Regions from separate parts of the Homo sapiens genome. Here region 2 is linked to region 1. A link is an interaction called in ENCODE POLR2A ChIA-PET data of the cell type or tissue named here. Cell type or tissue: PC-3. All regions are shown on one strand.

The links. Peaks named below come from ENCODE experiments on the same cell type or tissue, not always from the same donor. Only the 100,000 strongest peaks of a DNase experiment are listed, where the experiment ranks them.
Region 2: POLR2A ChIA-PET joins it to region 1 with 7 read pairs; 4 of 35 experiments call an interaction of 5 or more read pairs at or near these places.

The regions. Positions count from the first base shown.
Region 1 is chr10:35,021,474-35,029,473 of GRCh38, forward strand. It overlaps CUL2 (cullin 2), which reads right to left. Exons shown (of 21, transcript NM_003591.4): 16 at 7,337-7,414; 17 at 3,659-3,725. Among named protein-coding and RNA genes, the nearest start is that of LINC02635, 52 kb to the left of the region's middle. In PC-3, a CTCF peak has its summit at 6,298 (motif pointing left); DNase peaks (open chromatin) are centred at 4,608 and 6,308; H3K27ac peaks cover 1,651 bases.
Region 2 is chr10:35,201,508-35,209,507 of GRCh38, forward strand. CREM (cAMP responsive element modulator) reads left to right here. Exons shown (of 8, transcript NM_183011.2): 7 at 5,388-5,544. Among named protein-coding and RNA genes, the nearest start is that of LINC02634, 39 kb to the right of the region's middle. In PC-3, no CTCF peak of the experiment used is centred here; no DNase peak of the experiment used is centred here.

The DNA of each region.
Region 1 (8,000 bases):
TATGTAGTGATAAAACTATATAGATGATATTTCCATAATTAATACATGTTTATATTAATGTCAATTTTAATGTATGAATATGTATTAAATAAAAACCCATTTCATTTACATATACATGTATATCCTTCCTTCCTTCCTTCTTTCATTTATTATTTTTTATTTTCATTTATTTATTTTCTTTTTGGGCCTGCCTGGTCTTCTCACTCTGGGCTCTGGTGACCTCAGCCTCCCAAGTAGCTGGGACTACAGGGATCTCTTAAGCCCGGGAGGCAGAGGCTAATGTGGGCTGTGATCGCGCACCTCCACTCCAGCTTACGTGAGGTGGGGTGAGGAGAGGCGAGGTGGGGTGAGGTGAGGCGAGGTGAGGTGAGGTGAGGTGAGGTGAGGTGGGGTGGGGTGAGGTGGGGTGAGGTGGGGTGAGGTGGGGTGAGGTGGGGCGAAGTGGGGCGAGGGGGCACCCGGCCCTATTAGCTCTTGAAAACAAGTTGAGATGTGATTTCCCCAGAAGACTTCCCTCGCAAGGACCTGACTGCCACCACCATTCTGTGATATGCCCTGGGCTGGCCTCTATCACATTCAAAACACCGTACTGTAACTATGTACGTATGTCTGTCTTCCTACTAGACATGAGTTTTTTTTGAGGGCCAAGGCTCTGTATTTTATTTCTGTCCACTTGGCGTTTAGAAGTACCTGAGACATAGAAAATGTTCTTTGAGTTGATCAATGAATTTTACAACAATAAAGAGAAGGAAACAGGCTCAAAGGAGTTAAGTAATTTGCTTAAGATTACACAGCTAATAAGTTGTGAGCTAATAACTCCAGCCACAGGTCTTCTGATTCTAAATTCCCCCAAACACCACCTTGTGCACCATCAACCATTTGTGAAGACTCTTCATTTACAATACAAAAATTAACCTTTTCTTGGGTATTCCATGAGCTGGGAATGTAGAAATAGACTAGGCAAGAATAATTTTCATTCTATGTTTAAGCAGAAGTAACAGGGGTTCTCAAGAAACAGAACTCTGAGAGATCTGTCCAGCCTCAGAGCCAGTGTTTTAAAGAAGTCCTGGAGCCTTAGGCCATATATGGGTAATCTAGAACAAGTATCTTCAATACACATAGCGTGTGAGAAACTTTTTGTTAAATGAATAAATGGAGAACAAAAATAAAATGAAAAATGTTGATCAAAGGGGACAAAGTTTCAGTTAGGACCAGTAAGTTCTGGAGATCTATCATATAGCATGGTGACTGTTAATCTACTGTGGAGTAAACTTGAAAATTACTGTGACAAGGCTGGGCACGGTGGCTCATGCCTGTAATCCCAGCACTTTAGGAGGCCGAGGTGGGTGGATCACGAGGTCAGGCGTTCGAGACCAGCCTGGCCAACATGGTGAAACACCGTCTCTACTAAAAATACAAAAATTAGCTGGGAGTGGTAGTGTGTGCCTGTAATCCCAGCTACTCAGAAGGCTGAGGCAGGAGAATCACTTGAACCCAGAAGGTGGAGGTTGCAGTGAGCCGAGATCGCCACTGCACTCCAGCCTGGGTGACAGAGCAAGACCCCATCTCAAAGAAAAAAAGAAAAAGAAAATTGCTGTGACAGTAATTGCTGTGACAGTAGATGTTAAATGCTCTCACCACAAATAAAGATAAGTGAGAAGCTACTTATGTTAATTAGCTTGAGTTAATCATTTTACAATATAAACATAACAAAGCATCACACTGTACACTGTAAACAGATACAATTTTTATGTGTCAATTGTATCTTATCAAAGTTGGGAAGAAAAACAACTCTAACTCCTGGTTTCACTGATAGGTCACAGGTGTTTTCAGTACCTTCGGTGACTCAAAACAAAAAAATAAACTTATAAGGTTCTCTTTCCAAAGGAAGTAACTATTTGGTTTTAACTAAAACACAAATAATATTAAATAAAAGAAATGAACAAACAAAAGAGCTCCCCAAATCAACTTATGTATCAGCTTAGAAATTTAGTATAGCTCAAAAACAGAAAGAAAGTTATTCTCTTTCCTATTTAGGTGATATTGGTGACTATTTTCAAACTAAATTCCAATGGCTAAAAAACTATGTGCATAAATTTATTTTCTTCTTATACACCACTGGTTGTTAAAATGAGCCCCTTACTAAAATTACTTTAGGAGACACATTGATTATTGCTGAAATAATGAGAATAACCAAGAATGTTTAAACTCCCCCAGACAGATATTCATGGAAAGTAAAAGCAAGCTAAATCGAACTGCACTAAGATATATTAGTTTTCTTAGGGGAAAAAAAAAAAATCTAAAACCCTGGTCCAGCATTTTTTTCTTAAAATCAATTATGTTTACTAAATGAAAATAGAACATATTGATTGACTGGTTGAGACAGGGTCTTGCTCTGTTGCCCAGGCTGGAGTGCAGTGGCACGATCATGGCTCACTGCAGCCTCCAGCTCGTGGGCTCAAGTGATCCTCCCATCTCAGCCTCTCGAGTAGCTGGGACTACAGGTGTGCTCCACCACGCCTGGCTAATTTTTGGATTTTTTAGTAGAGACAGGTTTTGTCATGTTGCCCAGGCTGGTCTCAAACTCCTGGGATTAAGTGACCCACCTGTCTCAGCCTCCCCAAGTGCTGGGGTTACAGGTGTGAGCCACTGCACCTAGCCAAAAGTCAAATTAAAATTTGACCTTTGACTACCACTAAGAGTATCAGTAAAAAATCTCATTTCAAAAATTATTTTAAAAATTAGAATGTCCAACTTGCTCAGTAAAGATCGACTTATATAAGTAATGCAAAATGTATTACTAATACAATGAGCCATCACGTTCCCAAGATGTAAATTAGTCAAATAAACACCAAGTATCATAGTTACTTGGATAAAGTAACTCTTGGGGAGGGGATAGAAAACATTTCCTAATAAAGGTTATGGCAAATGATTTTCTTGTACCATCTCTAAGAAATATTAGCATATATACCCTTTCCTTCTTGTACAAAGAAAAAGTGATTCAATGAACTTGTCAAAGCATAGTTTAGCAAAAAAAGAGAAAATTCAAGTGTCTGCTTTGGCTTACATCTTCAGGCAACTCCACACACAGTCCACAATAATTCAGGTATTAATCCTACTGTAAGTAAGTGGACTCCATTGTTCCAGAAAGAAGCAAAGGAAATTAGATTGTGATAAAAGTTTTTTAAAATTGGAAACTATTGAAAATTAAGTAGGACTTTCTGCAAAAAGCTTTACTATTGCATTCACTGCAGTATCACAAGTAAAAATCAAATGGTTAGGTCTCCTTATGATGCTATAATAAAGAAACTGGCAAGAGGATCTGGCATACTTAGAGAACAAGTTTCTAAGTGTGTCTGCCCCATCAAATGTGAGTTTCTAAATACATTTGCTAATGAAGTGGTTGGCTAGAGAAATGTAATAAATCAGTATAAAGTCAGAACATTTCTTTAAAAGCAGCAAGATTATAAACAGTGTAATTATAAAATACTATGAAAAAGTGCTATACTTGGATTTCATTGTTAGTTGCTTTAATGGGGAAAGGTTGATGGAGGAGAAAAGGTTAAAAACTGTAATTGGGCCATAGAAAACCTCTTTCTAAATTAATATAATCATCAGGTAAATTTCATTAAGCCAGATATAATTAAATGCATTTTACCTGTACACAGATAATGTAACCATGTAAGTTTCCTTCCACTGAAATGTTGGCTATAAAATAATTCAAACTGTAAAAAAAAAAAAAAAACACACATTATTTTTAGCTACTATAACTTGCCTAGTTAATTAACACAATACTACAAAAGCAATGAAAACCATTCATATTAGAAGAGACATTAAAGCCCATCTGGTTTACCTCCTTCTTTTACAGAGGAGAAAGCACGTTCCTGTGGTCCCTAATCAAGGCTATACACATATATTCCAGCTCTTTTAATTGACAACTTGTTCTAGAGTTCTCTCCACTAAACCACAGCACTGCAAATTTGACTTTCTGTATGACACAGTGATTCATTATCATTTCTGAATAATACTAACATGGACTTTATAAATTCTACTAACCAAACACAGCAACATATATATTTCACCATGAAAAGAGAAACCCTACCTTCATCTCTAATCTCCCATTTGCCAACATATAGCTTCCACATTCAATTAGACACAAATACGAAGTTTTAGGGTATATCTCTGGATTATTCTTTTGCTGATATTATTGTGAACAATTAAATTTAAATTCTATTAATGTAGCCTTCAAATTTTAAACATTCCTCCCTGGACTGAATGTGTAATTACAGAACAAAAATACAGAGTTCTTTTTTCTTTAATAAAGAGCTAGTATACAATAAAAAGTGGAAAAATGATACTGGATGTGAAAAAGATAAAAACTCAATTTCTTTATAAAACTAAAAAATAAACTGCATTATGCCAGTTCAGAATTCTGAATAAACTTTTAGCATGATGTACCATATATAACATACTTAAAGCTTTTATTTGTATATCAAACTTTACCTTTTGTACTTTAAAAAGGAAGTTCACATAAAGCAGTCAGCAATGACTGACCTATCAGCTATATTATGACCACTCCTTAACAGCAAAAGTTAATAGCTCCAGCCAAGAAAATGAGTCAATTCCTTCAGCAGTTACTCTAAGTTTGCCTAGTCCTGGGAAGCTGAAATATGTTGAGCCTATTTTCCCTCTAATGGTGCAGCATCCTCCTCTACCAGCAGATCCACCAATCCCTTTGCAGGATGAACAGGAGATGACTAGCACCTGGAATACTTCAGATTGCCTGCTTAGTTCTAATCCAGACAAACAGCAAATTGAAATATGTCATAAGAGGATTTCAGAAGTATGATCTGACTAACTAATAACTCCCAGGGATATCAATAAAATTCAATCACTACTATATAATTCACAATTTATAACACATTTACAATGAATCTGGACAAAAGCAAAATAAAAGTTAAAAAAACTTTCATTTTTTTCTCAAAACACTTTCGGAAATGAGAAATTCCAGCTTTAAAATGCTCATAATTTAAAGTGCAAAGCTGGCTTTAAAAGGTATATTCCAAGCTCTAAAAACATGTTTTACCTCTTCAGTAGTACTATTTGGTAAAGTTTTATTGACGATAATATCAATATGCCAAAAGAAGATACTGATTCATCCTTACATTTAAAATCTGACTACAAAGACTCTCGTATCTATAGCTAGTCAAGAACAAACAGACTCCAATAAATTCATCAATTCATATGGCACTACAAAGACCAAAGTTATAAAACCTTCCTTGATTATATCATTAAAATAATTGTGTTAGCAAAGCTTATTAGTAAAAAATATATGTTGACTAAACTTATTTTATTTTTTTAAATTTTATTATTATTATACTTTAAGTTTTAGGGTACATGTGCACAATGTGCAGGTTAGTTACATATGCATACATGTGCCATGCTGGTGTGCTGCACCCACTAACTCGTCATTTAGCATTAGGTATATCTCCTAATGCTATCCCTCCCCCCTCCTCCCAGACTAAACTTATTTTAAAATAAACAGGATAAAAAACAGCATTTTTCAAACACTGTTTAAGGGCATTAATTAGATCTCAAAGAGCCTTAAAAATTCAATGAGTTTATTTACCTTTAATAGATAGCTACATTAATATACACTACTTTAGATACTTTTTTTTTTTTTTTTTTTGAGGCGGAGTCTCGCTCTATCACCCAGGCTAAAGTGCAGTGGCGCAAACTCGGCTCACTGCAACCTCCACCTCCTGGGTTCAACCGATTCTCTTGCCTCAGCCTCCAGAGTAGCTGGGACTACAGGTGCATGCCACCATGCCCGGCTAATTTTTTCTATTTTTAGTAGAGACGGGGTTTCACTGTGTTAGCCAGGATGGTCTCAATCTCCTGACCTCATGATCCGCCCGCCTCGGCCTCCCAAGGTGCTGGGATTACAGGCGTGAGCCACCGCGCCCGGCAACTTTAGATACTTCTAATATTATTCAGGTTTTTGGCCTAGGTAAAAAAGAAATGTAACAATTAAGATTGACTGGCCTAAAGTATAAAATAAATTACTTTTAATTACAGCTTTAATTCCACAGTTTTGAGATACTTTGGTGTAAAATAAAGGTAATTCTTGATAGTTATATTTAAGATTAAGATGTAAAAAATGCAAATCATCACTAAGGCAGGATGGATTAATTTACATGAGAAAACTGTACACTATTAAGTATACAAATGGATTTCAATCCTATGTATCTGAAAACTTGGACTTACTAGAAAAAAAATAAAGGACAAACTCCCTCTACTGGTAATTGGAGACAATTCAAATGGAGAGAATAGTATTTTTGGAATCAGAATTTTACAGACAGAAACTCACTTCCTATTTGTAAATGGGGAAACTAAAACCTGAGGAAGACTATACATCAACAAATAAAGTTTAAAGAGTTAAAAACTATAAATAGAAAATAATTATTTCAAGGAAAGAGGAAAGAAAAAACTAAAGGAAAACTTCATTTCTGCCAGCTCCTATTCTCTCCCTTAATTTCAATCAGGGACACATGATATTTAAAAAGAAATGTAAAAGACTGCCAAGGCCAGGCATGGTGGCTCATGCCTGAAATCCCAGCACTTTGGGATGTATCCTTTCTGCAAAATTTGTAATAACCTTGGATTATAGTCTGCCCCATCCAATGAATGTCTGCACAAATGCTCTTCTTCACATAGTTTCTAAAATAGTCTGTGCTACAATCTCTTTTCAAAGAAGATGTAAGAAGTCCTAATTTAGCCTCCTATTCTGAAAGTCTATCATGCTTGCCTTCCTGAAACCTACCTGACTGGTTACAGGACTCTCCTCTATTAGTTATTACCACGAAACTAATAACCACTATCAATCACTGTTACTACTTACTCTACTAGCAGTTACTTCACATATATTTACCTACATTACAGGACAGAAATAAAAATATTACAAGGGCTGAATGAGGTATTTGGTCAAAATTCAAAAGGAAAACTGGTAAGTGATATTTTAGGTGTTGAATTCTAAGCTTTCTTCTGATATCAACATTTTTATAATTTAAAACTGCTTAATAGCAGATGATAGACTTACTCAGAATAAGAGACATGCTTTGACAAAGAACTGTATGACATTCTTCTTAGCATTTTAGTATCAATATTAGTAACTACAATAACTTACATTCTTCCTAAAGGGCAGACTGACTATAATTTCTGAATCTATTTTTATCACATGAACCCTTAAGACTCTGAAAAAATATTAAAGGTGATATAATATGAAGACAATTATTAAAATTCCTTTAGTCTTCTAATATATTTCCTGCAAACTTACCATCTGTACACTTTTTTCTAATTCCTGGGGAATTGCAAACGTAGATGAAGGAGCCTGAGTAAGAGGCCACGCACCAGCCTAGAAGGAAAAAAATAAAATAAAATAAGCTAAATGGATCAACATCTAAATTCAAAGTAAATATTTATTAAATAATCTAAGCATCTAAAACATTTTTTTCTTCCTCAAAATGTTGATGAAATCTGAGTATTTCTATCATGGCACATTTCATTCCAAACCAATAGGACCTTTTTTTGTTTTTTTTTTTTGAGATGGAGTCTCACTCCATCACCCAGGCTTCAATGCAGTGGCACGATCTCCGCTCACTGCAACCTCCGCCTCTGGGGTTCAAGCAATTCTCCTGCCTCTGCCTCCCCAGTAACTGGGATTACAGGCACGCACCACCACACCTGGCTAATTTTTGCATTTTTAGTAGAGACGGGTTTTCACATGTTGGCCAGGCTGGTCTGGAACTCCTGAGCTCAAGAGATCTGCCTGCTTTGGCCTCTGAAAGTGCTGGGATTACAGGCATAAGCCACCACGCCCAGCCCAAATCAATAGGACTTTAGAAGCCACAATCTACTCACAGAACCAAACGTAATCAGGCATCCATTTATGAATCATTTGTATCAACGTACTGAAATGATTAGTAAATGCTCATAGTAAA
Region 2 (8,000 bases), 180 kb after region 1:
GAACCCAGACTCCAAACCCCATGCTTTTTCTGCTGTACCGTGTTTAAAGCTTGCAAAGAGAGATATGTAGTTAATGACCAAAATTGAGAGTTCTAGGAATTTTCTTTTCCCATGAAATATTTGATACTGAACCTAAAAAAAAAAAAATGCTTTCATGTCAGGAGCTAGATGGAAGCACATCATAATGAGAACGCCTTTGCTTTTAAAATGCTATGTTAGACTTATCTAAAGTGCATCTAAGGAAAATTTAAGAAATAATGCCTTTTATCAAGAAAGGCCACTTTGAAGAGACACATCGCATCTTGTAGGGCTTTCCATGTCTTAGAGGTAAAGGTTTAGCTATAATAATGTAAGTTTATAAGAAAGACTGCTTATTTTAAGCATTCTAAATGACAGCAGGCTTGTGCAAAACCCGAGGAAGTTCAAATTTTACTTCATACAGCACACATTAACTCATGAAACACCCATTATATGCCAAGTATGTGCTAGATTCTAGGGGTTTCTGGGGTTAAAAAGATACTATCCCTGATTTGTCTTAAAGTTTTTGCTTTCCTGAGAATAAAGTTAGTGTACAAATATCTTATAATCTTTCTTCAATCATGATTGTTAATTCCCCACTGATAACCCATATATTTTCAAAATATGAAAATTCTAGAATAAAAAGTAATTTAGACACTTTCAGTAGTTAAATGGGACAGGAAGTGGCCTTTATAAGAATACAGGAATAGCAGTGTGTCATCAGAGAATGCAGGATGGTCTTTGAACTGTGATCCTTGGTGTCTTATCTGCTTTAAATTTCCACTGAGTTCATAATATTGGAAATTTGAAGCTAACTAAGATAAATACTTTTTATAACTTGTTTTAAAATTAAAACTTGTGACATTTAGATTTTCTCAAAACAAGAGATTATCTTTGTATCTTTATTTTTTTAAGAGACAAGGTCTTGCTATGTTGCCCAGGCTGGACTTGAACTCCTGGGCTCAAGTGATCCTCATGCCTCAGCCTCTGAAGGAGCTGAGATTACAGGCATGAGCCACTGTGCACAGCTGTCTTTGCCCATATCTTTTTAAATGTACTTTACTAATAAGATTATATTTGAGTATATGGAATTTGTCCATCGACCATTAGAAGTATACCACCATATAGATCCTTTGGGATATTATAGAAATTTATACAAATTCCTACTAATTTATACTAACTCCTGTTTCTGGCTTGAACTAATGCGCTTGTCATTTTGATTTTATTGAGGGAAGTAAAATGAATATATGATACCTCTGAAAAATTATAATAAAACCCAGTCACCTAACATCTCAGAACTAATACATCTGAATATATCATCCCCTTCCAAGTTATTTTAAAGTGGTATTTTTTTCTGAGCTATCGCTCAAAATGTTTTTAAGAATTCTTATTTTGGAACTGCCATTATCTTTCATGGTGCCAAATTTGGTCCCTTGAGGGTGGTTGTTGCTTCTGGAAACAGGCAAGAGTTGTTTGGAAGCATTTCTGATAAATACAAGGCCAATGAATGAACGTCTTTTTTTGCTTTTTTCCTTTTTTTTTTTCCTGAGACAGGGTCTTACTCTGTCGCTCAGGCTGGAGTGCAGTAGCATAATAACGGCTCACTGTAGCCTCAACCTCCTGGGCTCACATGATCTTCCCACCTAAGGCTCTGGAACCACAGACGCACGCCACCACACCTGGTTAATTTTTGTATGTCTTGTAGAGATCAGGTTTCTCCATGTTGCCCAGGCTGGTCTTGAACTCCTGGACTCAAGTGAACCTCCTACCTTGGCCTTCCAAAATGCTGGGATTATAGGCGTGAGCCACCATGTCTGCCCTTGAACTTCATTGTTCACCTGTGACTATTCCCACCCACCCTTTTTTTAAAAAAACAAGTTTTTTGTGGCCGGGCGCAGTGGCTCACGCCTGTGATCCCAGCACTTTGGGAGGCTGAGGCAGGTAGATCACGAGGTTAGGAGTTCGAGACCAGCCTGGCCAGAATGGTGAAATCTCATCTCTACTAAACATACAAAAATTAGCTGGGAGCGGTGGTGGGCGTCTGTAATCCCAGCAACTTGGAAGGCTGAGGCAGGAGAATGGCTTCAACCTGCGAGGCGGAGGTTGCAGTGAGCCGAGATTGTGCCACTGCACTCTATCCTGGGTGGCAGCGTGAGACTCTGTCTCAAAATAAAAATAAAAAGTAAAAAGTTTTTTTTTTTGTTTTTTGTTTTTTTTTAAACTAGCTTTTGTATATATCATGGAACCATCCTGCTCTAACTTCATATTACAAGAAAACAGCAAACGTCTACAGAACTAGAGTGTAATGAGCCCCTCTCTACCCATTAATTTTACTACACGTCTGTGTGAGCAGTGTTTGGAAAGAATGATCCTAGACCAAGGTCCATATCCATGCTGCCTGCATGTGTCAACCTGGTGTCATGTAAACTTCTCATTCGTCACTGGCTATTGTTCCAATTTTAGAAGACCTAGGTGACCACCAGCTGTTCTATTGTTTCAGCCTTTATTACCCCATAACCTTCTTCCCTGGATGTGGGTGAAGAGAAAAAAGAGGAGAGCTATGTTATTCTCTGCTCCACTCCATCTCTTCTGACAATACGATGAAGATATGTTAAACAATCTATTAAGTTAGTTTATAACTGGCTTAACGTGACCTTGTTAACTATCTCAAAGCTATACAGTTTTGTACGACTCATTGAGTTGTCTGTGTATACATTATTTTGTATAGTCACAAAAACAAATTTAGGACTTTTCCCAAGTTTATTCATATGCTGGTGATCATTAATCACAATTAGGCCAGGCACAGTGGCTCACGCCTGTAATCTCAGCACTTTGGGAGGCCAAGGCAGGCAGATCACGAGGTCGGGAGATCAAGACCATCCTGGGCAACATGGTGAAACCCTGTTTCTACTAAAAATACAAAAATTAGCTGGGCATGATGGCGCGTGCCTGTAATCCCAGCTACTCGGGAGGCTGAGGCAAGAGAATCACTTGAACCAGGGAGTAGAAGGTTGCAGTAAGCCAAGATTGCACCAGTGCGCTCCAGCCTGGTGTCAGCAAAACTACGTCTCAAAAAAAAAAAAAAAAAAAAATCAATTATTCCCTATCACCAATGTTTTAAAATTACATGTAGAAGGAAAAGGCAGTACAACCTTATAAACAATATTTTTATTAATTCTATGAAAATCTTTAAGTGAGCTTCCTTGAAAGCCATGTTTTTAACTGTTGTATTCTTTCACCTAATTCTCAAGCCTTAGAAGGCAGAAATCTGGCATATACCCAAATAGAAGCACATAAATCAGTTAATCTTTGTTTAACTTTTTTAAACAAAGTTTCAGTGATAATATCCTATTTAGCTGACAAAGTATTTGTCTCCCATGGGTAGCATTTCACTTCTTATTCATTGGGTATAATACATTTTCATGAAATACAGAAATGCTGTGTTTTCCTCTTTTGATTGGAATTTAGTTCAGGCAATTGTTATAGAATTTGATAACTTTTTAAAAAATCTTTTTTCTTGCACTTAGCTTTGAGAGAGCATGTATTTTGTAATGTCTCATCAGAGTGACAAACTAACTCTGGACCATACGTTCTCAATGTTGAAGCGTTGGTGGTAGAAATGTTTTATCACTCGAATCCATCTGTCTTTTCTAGGAAGCTATGTTTCTTGCAGTAGACAAATTTTGAATATAAATTAGGAAACTTTGAGAACTTACTTTTAGTATTTGATCTGAATACTAAGTAAATATTAAACGCTGTATTTTAACTGTATGATTATACTATGCTTAGACAATACTTTTAAATGAATATTTACAAATGTATTATTTTCCTAGAAACCTAAGAAAGAAAAATTATCTTTCCCCAGAGAAACTAGGTTTAAGCAGAGCTTTGCTGGGTTTTTATTGTTGTTTTTTGTTTTTTTTACTGAAACTGCAGTGAGCTCAATTCCTTCCAGTGCTTCAGTGATTTTCTAGTAATGAGAATTGCACTTAAAGACATTCAGTGACTGTTTCAGGCATGATATGGAGTATAGGAAAATCTCTAAACTGAAACATTCAGAGGATGGAGATATTCTGCTTAATGGAAATTTTTGCAGTGGTGTGCTACAGTCAGCTCCTCCTGGCTTGCTAGAGCCTATTATTAAATTTTCAGGCCGGGCGTGGTGGCTCACGCCTGTAATCCCAACACTTTGCGAGGTTGAGGCAGGCAGATCACTTGAGGTCAGGAGTTCAAGACCAGCCTGGCCAACATGGCAAAACACCATCTCTACTAAAAATACAAAATTAGCCAGGTGTCGTGGTGCACGCCTGTAATCCCAGCTACTTGGGAGGCTGAGGTACAAGAATCGCTTGAACTGGGGAGGTGGAGGTTACAGTGAGCCAAGATTACACCACTGCACTCCAGCCTGGAGCCACTTAGTGAGACTCTGTCTAAAAAAAAAAGCCAGGCGCGATGGCTCACACCTGTAATCCCAGCACTTTGGGAGGCCAAGGTGGGAGGATCACGAGGTCAGGAGATTGAGACCATCCTGGCTAACACGGTGAAACCCCGTCTCTACTAAAAATACAAAAAATTAGCCAGGCGTGGTGGCAGGCGCCTGTAGTCCCAGCTACTCGGGAGGCTGAGGCAGGAGAATGGCATGAACCCAGGAGGCGGAGCTTGCAGTGAGCCAAGATCGCGCCACTGCACTCCAGCCTGGGCGACAGAGCGAGACTCCGTCTCAAAAAAAAAAAAATATGTGTGTGTATAAATATGTATATATATACATGCATATATATATGCATATATACATACACATACACAATTTACACATTAAAAACATTAGTACTCAAAACTCATAATTTCCAAGTATTTTCTCTGTGCTCTGTGGGTATTGGCATCTGTTTTGTCTGTATGCTGTGCTGCTTACCACGTGTGTGTCTTTCCAACTCTACGCTCAGGAAAGTCACCTTGGTAGCTTGAAACTGGCCATGGTGGAAGTATTTACATCGTGAGAATTACTGAACACTACACATCAGGGCTTTTTCATTGTTTTGTCCTGAGGACTGTTTCTTAAATATTTATTAGCACACCACTGACTTTAAGCTAAATGAGCATCTTAAGCTTTTGCCTTTGATAAAAACCTGTCTAAAATGCATTAGGATGCTTTTCTACCTTAAGTGTTTAGAGCATGCTAAATATCATTGTTCTAAGTGCTGAAGAAGATCTTTAATACTTGAGATTGCTATAATGCTCAGAATAATTATCTTAAACATTACAAGATCACCTCTTATGAGATGTCAAAAGTATATCATTTCCAGATCAGTTTTATGTAAAATGCCAAATTATGAATTCTTTATATAAGCTCAAAATATTTTGTTTTACTGCAGCTGCCACTGGTGACATGCCAACTTACCAGATCCGAGCTCCTACTGCTGCTTTGCCACAGGGAGTGGTGATGGCTGCATCGCCCGGAAGTTTGCACAGTCCCCAGCAGCTGGCAGAAGAAGCAACACGCAAACGAGAGCTGAGGCTAATGAAAAACAGGTGAGGTGTTGCACAGGGAATCGGTAACTTCTAGGACACTTTTTAAAAATTACAGTTTTCACCGGGCGCAGTGGCTCACGCCTGTAATCCCAGCACTTTGGGAGGCCAAGGCAGGCGGATCACAGGGTCAGGAGATCAAGACCATCCTGGCTAACACGGTGAAACCCCATCTCTACTAAAAAATACAAAAAAATTCGCCGGGCGTGGTGGCAGGTGCCTGTAGTCCCAGCCACTTGGGAGGCTGAGGCAGGACAATGGCATGAACCTGGGAGGCGGAGGTTGCAGTGAGCCAAGATCGTGCCACTGCACTCCAGCCTGGGCGACAGAGCGAGACTCCATCTCAAAAAAATAATAAAACAATATTAAATATTAATAAATGATAATAAAATAATGATAAAAATAATATCAATAAATAAAAATAAAAATAAAAATTACAGTTTTCAGCTGGGCGCAGTGGCTCCCGCCTGTAATCCCAGCACTTTGGGAGGTCAAGGCGGGCAGATCACAAGGTCAAGAGATTGAGACCATCCTGGCCAATATGACGAAACCCTGTCTCTACTAAAAATACAAAAATTAGCTGGGTGTGGTGGTGTGCACCTGTAATCCCAGCTACTCGGGAGGCTGAGGCAAGAGAATCACTTGAACCCGGAAGGCGGAGCTTGCAGTGAGCTGAGGTCGCGCCACTGGACTGCAGCCTGGGTGACAGTGAGACTCCGTCTTAAAAAAAAAAAATTACAGTTTTCATAAGCCATTTCTCCCAAGTTACATGTTGTGTGGCATTTCATGTAGGTTTGTGCTCTGTGTGTGTTATTAGATTGTCTTCCAGTCAGAATTCCTGGCTGTTAAACTATTTCATCAGCAGGAGTTACATCCCTATGTTGTAAGGGTGATGTCCAAAAGATACAGTAATTTTTAAAAATAATGATTAAAGGACTTTGTTAGAAACAAAGAGCTATTTTGTATTTAGTATTTGCTGTGAAGTAGGTGATAAGTCGAATTTTTTAGCTTCTCTCTGAGAAAAATGAAGTGTAAGTGAGGCGTTACTTTTCGACATTTTCTACATGTAGTTTCCTTTTGTCTATTTTTTAACTTTTTTTCCTCTATTACACTGAAATACATATTTAATCTGATAAATTCTAGTCAAGTGCAAATACAAAATAACAAAAAGAATTAAAATCATCCATGGCTCTAACCACTTAGGATACCTCCTATTATAGTCTATGTACTTCCAGTCAGCTCTCATTTTCTCTCACTTTTTCTTGCTCCATATCTCTGTCATTTTATTTTTAAGCAACATATTATAAAATGCTATTTTCTAAAACTTTTTAAAAATTTAAACATAAATAAAATTTTATTTAACTTGTATATTATTTATTGGTTTAGTTTTTATTATGAATAATGGTGCAAATTAATCTGATTTTCAAAAGGAACAGAATTGTCTTAGAGTTTCCCAGTAGTCTTGTCACCTTAGTCCTAATGTCAAATAATGTCCTCATTGTGTGCAGCCAGGACAGAGATTCAGCAGTGTTATCAAGGGCCCAGACTCCCGCTCCCGGCTGTGTCATCTTCAGCATGTATCATTCATTCTCATGATCACAGCGCGGCTACTGAACCTCTAGGCATTGCCTCAGACAGGAAGAAGGGCTAGAGCCAAAAATTGGGGCTAGCTGAGGTCTGGCCCAACTGCAAACCTTTCCTGGAAGATCCTCCCAGCAACTTTCACCTACATTTCATTGGCTAGAAATAGGTCTTTAGTCCCTAGCTGTACAGGATTCTGAGAAAGGTTTATTTTCGCTTTCTAAATCTCAGTTTCAGAGCAAGACAAGAGAAATGCAGATGATACCTGGCTGTTAGGTTGCTCATTATCTGTTTAGCAGATTTTAAGTGCTTTATTTCTACTGTGTGTTTAATGCTTACATGAGAATAGGTGATTATTATGCCCAGTTTACAGATGAGGACCAGAAGTTCAGAGATGTTAAGGAATAAGTTGGTCAAGATCACATGGCCCAAACTGGGCAGAACCAGGATGGGCAACCGGGCAGTCTTTATTCCAGAGCCTGTCCTCTATACCAGCATCAGGCATCTCAAAAATACCCCATGATAACCTGCAAATTTCACTTCCTGGGGAAGTGTGAGGCTTTAGTCATTCACAGATAGATCTCTTACATATTTTCTTTTTATTCTTTGATTGGCATCTATAATCGATATCTCATTATATCGTATTTCTGCCAATCCAGCAACAGTTTTTATTTCTTTCCAGCCTTGTCAGAGTTTCTTCCTTGCCTTGCACTTCCTCTCCGTGCTGAGGATACACCCAGACACATGCAAGCCTGAAAACCGAGCTCACTATTAATAGAAGAAACAGGTGTTTTCCATGGCTGAGGAGTGCTTAGGAATGTACCATCTACTGATGTGATCGGGGAAAGCTTTGTGCCTGCAACATTTTGACTCTAGTA